2 separate regions of the Mus musculus genome follow, and region 2 is linked to region 1. The links are chromatin contacts, found by Hi-C or POLR2A ChIA-PET in ENCODE. All regions are on one chromosome and are shown on one strand. Each heading gives the region's core, a stretch centred on a gene start or an enhancer-like site at or near the end of the contact. The rest is flanking DNA. Distances are from core to core; before and after follow the strand shown. Region 1 holds the start of Rfx2 (regulatory factor X, 2 (influences HLA class II expression)). Region 2 holds the start of Acsbg3 (acyl-CoA synthetase bubblegum family member 3).

What was found. A loop is a pair of places that touch in the nucleus more often than their neighbours do. ChIA-PET counts read pairs that join two places held with the same protein, here RNA polymerase II (POLR2A).
Region 2: POLR2A ChIA-PET joins it to region 1 with 43 read pairs in embryonic stem cell. The contact joins the promoter of Acsbg3 here to the promoter of Rfx2 in region 1. A Hi-C loop is called at or near these places in 1 of 37 maps with a recorded cell type or tissue (CH12F3). POLR2A ChIA-PET finds 5 or more read pairs at or near these places in 4 of 5 experiments (Patski and embryonic stem cell).

Annotation. Positions count from the first base shown.
Region 1 is chr17:56,828,141-56,834,313 of GRCm38, reverse strand. It overlaps Rfx2 (regulatory factor X, 2 (influences HLA class II expression)), which reads left to right and starts at 3,306. Exons shown (of 17, transcript NM_009056.2): 1 at 3,306-3,431.
Region 2 is chr17:56,871,924-56,877,633 of GRCm38, reverse strand. It overlaps Acsbg3 (acyl-CoA synthetase bubblegum family member 3), which reads right to left and starts at 2,150. Exons shown (of 14, transcript NM_030141.2): 1 at 1,954-2,150; 2 at 1,238-1,546; 3 at 45-271. The coding sequence starts at 1,373. Acsbg2 (acyl-CoA synthetase bubblegum family member 2) reads left to right here and starts at 3,187. Exons shown (of 15, transcript NM_001039114.1): 1 at 3,187-3,437; 2 at 4,737-4,837. The coding sequence starts at 4,783.

The DNA of each region.
Region 1 (6,173 bases), core at 2,057-4,556:
TCTGCCTCCCGAGTGCTGGAATTAAAGGCGTGTGCCACCACGCCCGGCTAGAATAAGACTATTTTTAATATAAAGCTGGGTATTGGTGTCACATCCCTTTAATCCCAGCACTTGGGAGGCAGACTCAAGTGGATCTCTGAGTTCGAGGCCAGCCTGGTGTACAGAGCACGTTCCAGGGCAGCTACACAGTGAAATCTTGTCTTAACTTCCAACGAAAGACTTTAAGCATGATGATTAAGAGACAGAAAGAATTCCCCCTGCACCCCCCGCCACATTTGGGTGCCAATTTCTGTGGAGCGGAGCTGCTCTGAGTCTTCACAATAGTCATAGAATGTGAGTGGGTTCTGCCAAGGACCAGCCTCAGCTTGGAGAGAGGGGTTCTGAGGAAGGGGTGATTAGAAGTGGCAAAAACAAACTACTTGAAGTCAAATTGTGGGTCCAAGTTGGCAGCCTATGCTCTACTCCAGACAGCTTTCCAGCCTGCTTCCTCTCTTTCTGCTTTCTTTTTCCTTTCTGGTCTGCTTTCTCTGGAAATCTCCAGACAGCTCTCTCTCAAGTTCTGCACAAGACAGTTCTCTCTTGCTATTATAAAGTTTTTCTCTGAATAGTTCATCTCTTGCAGATCTGCCTGCCTCTGTTAAGCACAGAGAATAAACCAGCTGGGTGGGACCCATCCTGAAATTACCATTTGTATTACACCTGGGCCTAACCTTGCTCTATTCTAGGCTGACCCTGAACTCAGGTGTTTGTCTGCCTTTGTAAGCATAAACAAAAAGATGTAGCTGGGTGGAATCTCCTTTGATCACCACTCCCTAAATCTCCTTGTCTCCTAGTTTAGTATCTTTCTGACAAGTTGGCTCACAGCACCGCTGTCCTTGTTCCTTTAGATTCTTGAAGCCCTTCATGTTTCATATTGCATCCTTATATTTTTTGATATCTATATTTTTTTTCTTTTTGAGAAATTATATATTTTTGAACTCATGTTTTTAGGGTTCTTTTCCACAGCCTTAAGGGTTGTCTTGAAGGTTCCAAGGCTCACCATTTATGATACATTAGCCTCATCTTTACCTCCTGGACTTGTATTCTAACTACCATGGAGTCATTAACAGTAACAGGCAGGACACTCCTTGAAGGAAGGGCATAAAATGTGTACACTGTTATCCAAAGGAGCCCTACACCCAAAGCGGCCATTGACATTCTAGTAGGCCCATGCCCAATGGCCCTGTCCCAGGGGCAGGAACCATGTCATTTTGTCCCCACCAAGGCCATGCAGGACCTGGCAGATTCACAGCTCTTGTCTTCCAAAGGGGTTTCTGAGAAACCCAAGTAAACTCACAGGTGAATCCTGGATAGTTGACATGGAAAAAAAACTGGGGGAAAACAAAAAACAAAAAAATAAAAAACCCTGACTCCTGCCTGCCATTGTTACTCTAACATAAAAAACATATGTTTGGAAGAGGGGAACAGGGCTTTCTGCCAAGCCGAATGATCCTTGGAGGACACAGGGGAAAGGCAGAAAGTGTTCACAAGTTGTCATCTGATCACATGTGTATCATATCATGTACATATCACATCCTAAAGAAATAAATGTAAAAATACTAAAACTCTATGTAAGGAGTGAGCCAGCTGTATCGTCAGCGAGTGAGAGGCTTAGAACTCTGAGGTGTGTGGCTGAGATGAGAGGTTCTCTTTCCTTCCCATCCACAAGTGTCCCAGGTCTAGAAACCCTCCTGCACTTCTTTCCACAGTCTCCTTGCTAAAGACCAGGTTTCCAACCCATGAGCTCTGGGGACACACTTCTCAGTCTCTAAAACCAATGAGTTCTGAAGGGCCACAGTTTGGTCCAAACAGATTCAGGCTCATTCATGCATAGCCATTTGCCTCCATGATAGTTACAGTTGAGTCTATGGGACTGGGTCTCTCAGCACGGGGGTGGGGGTGGGGGTGGGGGATGGGGACCGGACACTAGCTTTGTAGTGTAGGCAGCCAACAAAGTGGTGTTGTGGCACCAGGCTTCCAGTTGCTCCAATATATTTATTTTGGAAACTCCAGTCCTAGAGGCAGCGTCTACTGCCTTTCTCGCGGCCTAAGTTCAGGATTTCATGAGTTAGACTGTGCACAAATGCTTGGTGGCACCTGCCTCTCACCCTAGTAGTCAAGGACCTAAGACAAAAAGAACATTAACTTGGACTACATAGTGGGAATCTAGTCTAGCTTGGACTACTTAGCAAGACCCTGACTCACCGCTTTGGGCACATAAGCCCAAATTACCCATGTTCACTGGTGCAATTGGACGTTCAATGAATGAATGAATGAATGAATGAATGGAGCTATGGTCTGACAGCTCCTCCGCACTTGGGTCTCTGGGTTTAAACCTTTCCTTTTGCGTTAACTTTTCATTCTGTTTGTGTCATCCCACCAAAATATAAGCTTTATGAAGAGTCCACATTGAGACCTGTATATATATATGAACCAGAGAGGACAGAGAAGCGAGATGGGGTGGGTGAGGAGTTGTCAGCTTAGCCAGGACTGGTGAACACACACCCATCATCCCAGCACTAGGAGATGGAGCCAGGAAAATCAGGTGTTGGAGGCCAGCTTAAGCGGTGTAGTGAGTGTATACAAGACACCGGCTCAAAAAAAAAAAAAAAAAAAAAAAAAAAAGGAGAAGCGCTGGAGAGGAGGCTTCTGCTCTTGCAGAGGACCCGGGATCGGTCCCTGCTCAATTAGGCGGCTCATAGCAGACGGTCACTCTGGTTCCAGGGCGATCCAACGCTCTCTTCGGGTCTTCATGCGCATTGCATGCACACGCATAGACAACAATCTTTAAAAAAAAAGTTTTCAGTTTGTGGACCATGAAAGAGCAGGCGCAAGGCCAGAGTCTGCTGCTCCCCTTAGACGGTGAGCGCCTCCGGTCTAGCGGAATCACCGTAACTCCGCAAAACACGCACTGCCACCAGTGGGCCCTCGCGCACCTCCTTAGAGCCAACCCTTCCCGGGAGCCGCGCGCCTCCCGCCAGGCCCCGCCCTCCTTCTCAGCGATTGGCTGGTATTCTACCCAAGGACCTGCCCCTTCACCTCTGACGGGCACTATGAAAGCCAATGGGGAGATCGCCCGCCCTCCCCGAGGCCGTTGGAGGCGGGCATGGGCGGGCCGTTGGAGGGGGCGGGGCGTGCAGCTTGGTAACCGTTGCCGGGCGCAACGCCCCGCCCCGTGAGGGCAGCGCGAGGCTGAGGCGGGCGGGCGCCTGCTGCGGGCGGGCGCTGCGGGCGGGCGGGAGGGCGGCGGGAGCCGGAGGAGGAGCGGCCGGCGCCGCCACCGCCGCCGCCATAGAGACTGTAGCCGTGGAGACTGTTACTTACCAACGCGGAGCGACACGCAGCGGCCGACGCCGCGGGAGCCGCTACCGGAACTCCCTGCCGAACTCCAGGTGAGCGGTGCGGGCCGGGGCAGGGGGCGGTGGCGGAGGGGGGGGGGACCCCGCTGGAGGGGGGTCGCGGGGGCGGGCGCGGCCGGACCCGGCGCCCCAACTTTGCAGACGCCAACCTCATCCAATCCTGATAGGCGCCTCTGATTTGGGGGAGCCCTGGGCTGGGTGGAACCCCTCTCACACTCTCAAAAGTTTGTAAAGTGAAGCGATCTCTTCTCGCCTTTGACGCACTAAATCTGACTTTGAGGAGCGGGGACTCCAGAAGACCCCTCCTTGTCTCTTACTCCACAACACCTGAAACTCGGAGGCGCCCTCAAACTAGTCAGTCCTCTCTTTGACTACTCCCAAAGCCTGAATTGGAGTTGCCCCAAACCCGCTCCTTGCTGTCATCCCCCTAAAACCTGAGTTGGGGGCTCCCACAGAGCCAGCCATTCTCGTCCAAGTCTGAAAACCCAGAGGCACCGTCTCCCTTTTATACTTATGAAATCGGGGTTCTGGCTTTTATCCATGTACTTAACTCCGAGGGTACTCTTCTGCTTGCCTCATAGTTCTGACCCTCGGGTTTCCTTCTTGACTTAGGATTTGGGGGCTCCGGCACCGTTTTCTTGTGCTTTGACCAAAATAGTCACTGCGTTTGTTCTGTTCTGGAAGGAACTCCTCCCTTCGCGTTTTCTTGCCCATCCCAAATACCCCCGGCGCCCCAAATCCTCGGACCACTCTCCCCTGGAACCCGACACCGCTGCGTTTGGGGGTCCTTTACCATGCCGCTCCGGGAAGCTCAAGCGCACCCATAGCGTCCTCTTTGCCGAGATCCCCAATCTAGAAAACTTTCCCGAAGGAAAATATTGTGTGAACCGTTTGTAGGAAGATCCAGGAGGCCGGGAGAGTGCGTGCGCAGCCCTCCTGTGCACAGGCAGCACATCCCAAAACACCGGATTGTCTTCCTCGCCCCTTTCCATGGGTCATATCCGAGTTCGCAGTTGGGATTCGCTAGGGCTGCGGTTGTTTCCTTGGACCCTAGAGAGCTCGGTTCCGGACAGAGCCCCCTAGGGTGGCGGGGAGGGGAGTTGGGGCGGGGAACGCACCAAGAAACAGCTGGGACCGCTGTCTCTCCTGAGACTTCACCCCTACTTTAGTACGTCTCCGGAACACTCCGGTACTCAGGTCCCCCAGGAAAAATCCTACAACGATTGAGTGTTAATAAATGTAACTTTATTAGCATGTACATAAGTGTGGCCTTCTCCTGTGTGTATAATGTGTTGTAATCATAACCACCACTCGCCTCTCTTGACCCTGATGACCCCCACTCCTCCAGCCCTGGCTTGCTTCTACTTTTTGCTCCCTTTTTCCTTGAAGGGAACAGAGTTCAGTTGGGGCCACGGCGCAGAGGACAGTGGGTCCCTCCTCAGAAGTGGCCGTCAGGTCCTCGGGAGTCAGATGACTCTTTTCTTATTGTCAAAAGTGATTTGCTTTCCGATTTAAATTTTTACGTGTATTTATTGTGTGTGACTATACTGCACGTGCACACACCCCCGGAGGTTAGAGGACAGATTACAGGAGACTCCCTTCAGCACTTGATCTTGGGAGCTCAGTACACTTGGTGGCAAGAGCCCTTACCTGCGCATCTCCCTGCCAGTGGAATGAGCTTTAAACTTAAAGTGAAGCGAAGACAATTCTAGAACAGTGATGATATTAATAAAATAATAATGACGTAAAACTTCTCTTAAAATGTTTTCCTGTTTGAGTTTTTAACGTCAGCCTCAGCCTGTGAAGGTGCCTGTTTGATGGGACTGAGCTCTGGCTGAGTCCCTGCCGGTCCTCAGTGGAGCTTGGGTTCAGGGACTGAATGGACTAGAAAATCCACCCAGGTGTGGCCACTCATCCACTCCCACTGGAGAAGGAGGGCTCAGGCCTCAGAGAGAGGAATCTAAGGCTGTTAGCATCAGGCCTACCGCCTGTCTGGTGGGTCACTGTGGATACCTGAGCCCCAGGGCCACTACAGGGCTGTGAAGGACTTGTCAACACACTGGCCCTCTAAAATACAGCCTGTCATTCTCTTGCTGCATGAAGTATCCCTGGCACTTTAGACTGTATTAGTAGTGGCATTTTAAAAATCTTTATTATGTGTGTGTGTGTGTGTGTGTGTGTGTGTGTGTGTGTGTGAACATCTGCAACATCTGCATGGGCTATGGTGTGTACATTAGAGATCAGAGGACGACAAGCAGGAGATGGCCCTGAAGATCAAACACAGGTTACCAGGCTTAGCAGCAAGCTCCTTTCTCCTGCTGAGCCCCCTCAGCCTTCCCATTGATAATGAAAATATTCATGTAGATTATCCATATATGAATGTATGTTAATATAGCAAGTGTGTTCATATAATATTAATAGTTCATGTATAAAGGCTGCTTGGTTTGTTAAGTCCTTGACTAGAAGGAGTCACAGGTTTTGTTTTCTTTCTTTGTTTGTTTACCTATTTATTTATTGAGGTGCTTGGCTTTGCATATGCTATGCAAGTGTTCTGCCACTGCCCAGGCATCCCAGCCCTGTTTCTTTATTTTATTGTATTTTTTGAGATAGGGCATCACTATATAGCCCTGGTTGTTCTGGACCTTGCTATGTAGACCAGGCTGGTCTCGAACTCAGAGATCCACCTGCCTCTGCCTCCCGAGTGCCACCTGTTTCTTTTAAACTAACTGACGTTGACTTTAAAAATGCAGCACCTCCCCTGTGTGCTTGTAACTA
Region 2 (5,710 bases), core at 901-3,400, 44 kb before region 1:
AGAGGGATGTGTCACCTGTGGACTTGCTTGCACAGGAGCCGTACCTTGAGGAAGGCCTTGGCAGCACGCCGGCAGGCCTCGTAGTACTCGATGTAGGTGAGCAGTTGCCAGCTTTTCTTGTACTTGGAACCGATCGCCAGGTAGTGTGAGTACTTAGTGGCCGCGCTCATGATCAAGTCGGGAACTGTGACCGGAGGCTCGTTATCTAGTGGGTCCTTGCCCATGCGCAGCTGCACCTGGCCTTCTCGCTTAGATGTCCAGTAGCTGGAACCTGTGGCGGGGTCAGAGGTCACTCCATTTGTTGGGACGAGAGATGAGGTCCTCGGGAGGACAGAGAACCACTCTCCCCAGAACAGGGCAGAAGGTCAGAAGTCACTTCCCCCACGAAGATCGGAGGAAGAACAGGGAGTCATTGTCACTGTCCCCTGTTGTGGATAGCCCTGGGGCTAATTATATTTGATGTCAATTCCGTTCTCCTGTGAGAGGCCGTGAACAAGGAATGAGTCAGCACTCAGGTGATTTCCAGTAAACTTGCTTCCCGCCTTAATTTGTAAAATAAAGGAGAGCTGATGATTGGGCAGATAAAAGGGAAGGTGGAATTGAAGGTGGGAGAGAGAGAAGGAGAAAATGGAAGAGGGAGAGGATGCAGAGGAGGAGGAAGAAGAAGAAAAGCAGAGCAGAAGCACATGGCCTGGAGATACCTCGAGTTCTAAGGGGTCTCATAGATGTGGAAGACGGTAGTGTAGCGGTAGATCTGCCCAATCTAGGCATACAGCATGTCTTCATATTAATGGTGTTGTGTTTTCATTGCTGGGGCATATTTGGGTTGGAGAGATTTACAGCAACAGTCCCCCACCCTCCACCCTCCACCACCTCAGGTGGATGGAGGTCAAAGGTCACTCCAAAAGACTGGGACAAAGGACAGGAGTGCTGTTCACTGCTCCCTGACCCACAGAAAGGAGAACATGGAGTCAGGGTTACTGTTCCCAAATGGACAAGGCCTTGATGGTTGGTCACATGATCGCCCTGGCAAAGGTCACATGGCCATAGGTATCACCCTTACTCCTTCCCCCGGTTACTTAAGCCCTCTCCACAGGACTTCAACGGCCACTGACCACCTACCCCAGTAGACCAGTGCTGCTCTACTACTGATCCCAGAAGTGTGCCTGGGCTGACAAGAGGACCCTGCTGCCACCCCCACCCTCTCCCTGCACGGGGTGGGGGGCAGGGCTCCCACCTGGGGTCAGTATCTCAAAGTTATCTGCTTGTGCCTTCTTCGATATTGCACTGTGAATTTTGTTCTTCAAGATGGTTTTGGTTTTCAGGATCCTCCTGGAGGTCTGAAGGTTATCTGATTCCTTAGGGTCAGTCATTCCCACGACACAGACCCAGCACAAAGATGTTCACGCACACAGTTACAGAGGGCAGAGGACCAGGTGTCCACAGTGGGGTGTCTGCTTCCTCAAAGGGCGGGGTGGATGGTGGTGGAATTGGCCAGAGAAAGACAGGAACCTCACAGACCAGGATAAGGGAGCAGGAGTGGATGCTGGCAAAAGAAATAAAACAAGCTGGGTGTTAGTGGGGGACATTCCTTGTGTGTGGCGTGTATGCAGACCTGTGGAAGCTAGACAGAGGTCGTCAGCAAATCTCTTCTTCCTCAGCTATGTTCCTTCCATTGAGGCCTGTCTGGCAGTGACCATCCACACCTCTCCCTTCCCGAGCCCATAGCTTGCCTATTGACTAAGCTGACTGCCAGTGAGCAGTAGGGGTCTCCTGTTATAGGTGTATGCTGCTGCACCCAGCTTTTTTTGTGGGAGAGAGGACTGAACTCATGTTCTCCAGTGGTTGAGTGCTGTGTGAACTCAAGGGTAGCCTGGGCTACATGGGACTCTGGAGAGGGGAGTAGAAAAGAAGGGAGAGGAAAGGAGGAGAAAAGAATAGAGTTTCCAGGACCTTCTGTGCCTAGTGGCACCGGCGTTTCCTGAGAGGCTGGGGCAGATGTTGTTGTCCTCAGCCCTCTCTCCCCACCACAGGCTGCCACTTTATCAACTGGTACGACAGTGGTGACTCTTGTCCAGCTCTGTCACCACCTCCCACTGTAGCCACAGAAGGACACGCAGCCCCCCAGACTGGACATCCTCCAGAACATTCCCTTCTACATTTCAAGGCAGTTGTTGTGACATCACTGTGTTCCGTAAGCCAGGGCCACGATGGCAACATGACCCAAGGTCCCCTTCTGGTCATACACCAGAAACCATTGAAATAAGAGACTCAGGTCTGTCACACAGCCATATCCACACAGTAGCCACGCTTCTTAGCTCATGGTCACTGACAGAGGAGGGAGCAAGGGTGTGGACACTCCAGGCTGAGAGGACATCCTGAAAAGATGCCCATGCCAACGTGGAGGAACGATGATGACCCTGTCCAGTGAAATACGCCAGACGAGGGCACATACCCCAGGGTCGCACTTGCAGGCCCCAGAGCAAGTCACAGAGACAGGAAGTGGGTGGTGCAGACCTGGGAAAGGAGGGGAGTGAGCACTGAATTGGGGCAGAGCTTCAGACTGGGGAGACCGAAGGCTCTAGAACTGGATGGTGATGACGGTTTCACAGTGTAAATGCATGTGCATATGGCCTGGGCTACATTTTAACTCCCTGTGTAGCCAAGGATGACCTTGGTCCTCCTGCCTCCACCATCCCCAGTGTTGGTTTGACAGGCATGTGCCATGCCATTCATGTGATGCTTGGAATCCCAGACCTTGCACATGCTATTTGAGCACTACCCACTGGGCTACAGTGCCAGACCCTTTATGGTAGTTTTTTTGTTTTTTTGTTTTTTTTTGGTTTTGAGACTCCCCATAGGTTCTTGAATGGCCCTGTCTGGTTTCATTTCTATTTCTATCGAATGTAATGCACAGTGCTCAACACTGGAGCTGGAAAAACTGTTCAAGCACATACAGATATCTGAATGAATGAATGAATGAATGAATGAATGAATAGATGAGTAAGTACACTGGTGAGTGGCTGAAGATTATATGCATGAATGAAGGAAGGAATGAATGAATGAGGGAATGATGGGTGAAGGAAGCTTACAATCCCCTTCCCCAGGGAGTACTTTTCTCCTGAGGCTGGGTGCAGGGGAGGACGGCCAGTGATGTCATAAGGGGTGTCCTGAGCAGAAGGTTCCAGAAGCCTGAATTATGGAGTTGTGTTGGGTGGGAACCCATCTACCACCATCACCCTGGCTAGACTGAGGGGTGACCAGAGCAAGAAGGGGACAACACACACACACACATACACACACACACACACACACACACACACACACACACACACACGCTTCTGGGACCACCCACCACTGACCAACTCTGTGGAAGGAGAACTACCTTGCTGACCAGATGTCTCCATCTGTGACACCTGGCCACCTTGTGAAAGTTGGTAAGGTTCCTGAGAGGATCTCTGCGTGGGGCACGTGACCGTGACAGAACGGAGCCCACATTTAGGGAAGGCCAGAGTTTAGTTTTTCCCTAAGAAGGCAAGACTGCCTTAAGCTCCCTATACTCCTGCACTAAAGGTGAGGACTTAGGCTCTAGAACCTGTAGCTGAACACCATAAAAGCTGAACGTGGACGAGCCCACCTGCAGCACCAGCACCTGCCGTACTCAGTGTCAAACAACAGACAGAGACCCCGTGGCACTGTGGCAATGTGCATTGTTTTGGGTGTCTGTAGGGTCCTACCGTGTCTGCCGCATGCAAGGGATGTCTGAAGTCCATTTTGTGTATTTGTGGCCAACTTGGGCTGCTCCCTTTGAGGCACTATCTCCCACAGAACCAGGAGCTTGCTGAGTGGGTCAGATGGCTGTCCATGAGCTCCAGCAATCCCCCTGCCTCCGTCTCTCCAGAGCTAGGGATACGGATGCACACCACCACACTTGGGATTTTTACATGTGCTGGTGATTCAAAGGCAGGTTCTTGTGCTGTGCATGCCCTTACTAATGGAGCCATCTTCCAAGCCCTTAAGTTTTGTTTTGTTTTGTTTTGTTTTGTTTTGTTTTGTTTTGTGATAGGGTCTCACCGTGTTGCCCTGGCTTACCTGGAACTCTGTAGCTCCAGCTGACCTTAAACTCAGTGACCCACCTGCCTCTTCCTCTCAAGTGTTGGATTAGAGGTACACACCACCACATCCAGCTTGTTTCCAACCTTCTTTGTGGAATATTAAAATGTTTTAATGTTACATTTTGAGAGCTTCGACTCTGTGATCACAGCCCTCCAGAGATCTGTGGTGACAGCACCTACCCTGTGCGTAGCTACAGATTTTTAAAAATTACTTTATTATTGTTGTGTATTTTGTGCCTCTGTGGGTGGTCATAGGACAGCTTGGGGTGGTCAGTTCTCCCCTCCCATGTGGATCCTAGCATTCGGCAGGATTGACAGTGAGTGCCTTCAATGGTGAGCTGACTGGCTGGACCAATAATCTTGAAAAGAGGAAGAGAGGAGAGGGATAAAAGGAGCAGAGGGGGAGAGGAGGGAGGGCAGAGAACTCTGTTAGAACCTCACCCTCTAACTTAGAAATGCACTATTCTCTGACACATAAACCACCTTTCCAGTCATCAGGCATGACTAAGCAATCCCAAGGTCTAGGCAGACATCACCAGTGGATTGGAAGTTGGCCCCTCTGCTGTTCTTGCCAAAACTTCTCTGTTTCCTTCATTGGTTTATCATCTGTGGGCCCCGCAGCACTGTGACAAATACTTCTTGTGAATCTGCAAAGGCTGGACCACCAATGACTCAAGAGAAGAAGGCGGAAGACCTTGAGAGAGGCACAGACGCCACCTCAGGTTAGTGACGGCCAGAGAGGGTTCCTCCCAATGGGCCACTCAGCCATCTCTGCTTGAGCATGCCTGACTTCCGGGGCTGTCCCGTTCTTCCTGGTTATTGGGTATGAAGTAGCACGTGGTCAGCAGTTTGGGGTCCAATCACTTAGGTCACAGGTGACAACTTGGGGTCAAGAGGCACAGCACAGGTCATTTGCTGTCTGGGAAGCACTTTTGCATATTACCTAGTTCCTGGTGTGGTGGTAAAATGCCTTGACAAAAGTGACTTATGGGGAAGGATTTTCCAACTCCCCATTCCATGTCACTATCCACTGTGGCAGGGAGTCAAAGCAGGAGCTTGGGGCAGCCAGTCACATCGGTGAACAGAGAGCATGCACACACCCCAACACTCAGGCACGCACAGCGGCACTCTGCCCTCTACACGGCTCCTCACTGAGACTCTTTCAGGTAATTAATTCTAAATAGTGTCACTTGACAAAGCTAACCACACAAATACTGTTTTCAAAAGATTTTATGGGGCTAAAGAGGTGGCTCAGTGGGGTACACATACCCTCATACACACAGATGCACACATACGCACACTCATTCACACAGACATACATACACAGATACAGATACGCGCTCATACTGTTGCTTGTGTGGCACTTTTCCTGGGAAAACCTGAACAAATACCTATCCACTCTTACTGTGTGACAAGAAAGACTTGTCCCGGTGAGATGCAGCACACATGTCCACTCCCCTGAGGTAGGGGAAACACAACAGACCAAAGCGTGGACACCACCAACGTCCAGCATGGTGCCGTGAGCTTTACTAGGGTCACTGACAGGCATATGCATGAGGGGGTCACGTACTGGAGCAGAAATGACTCACAGACAG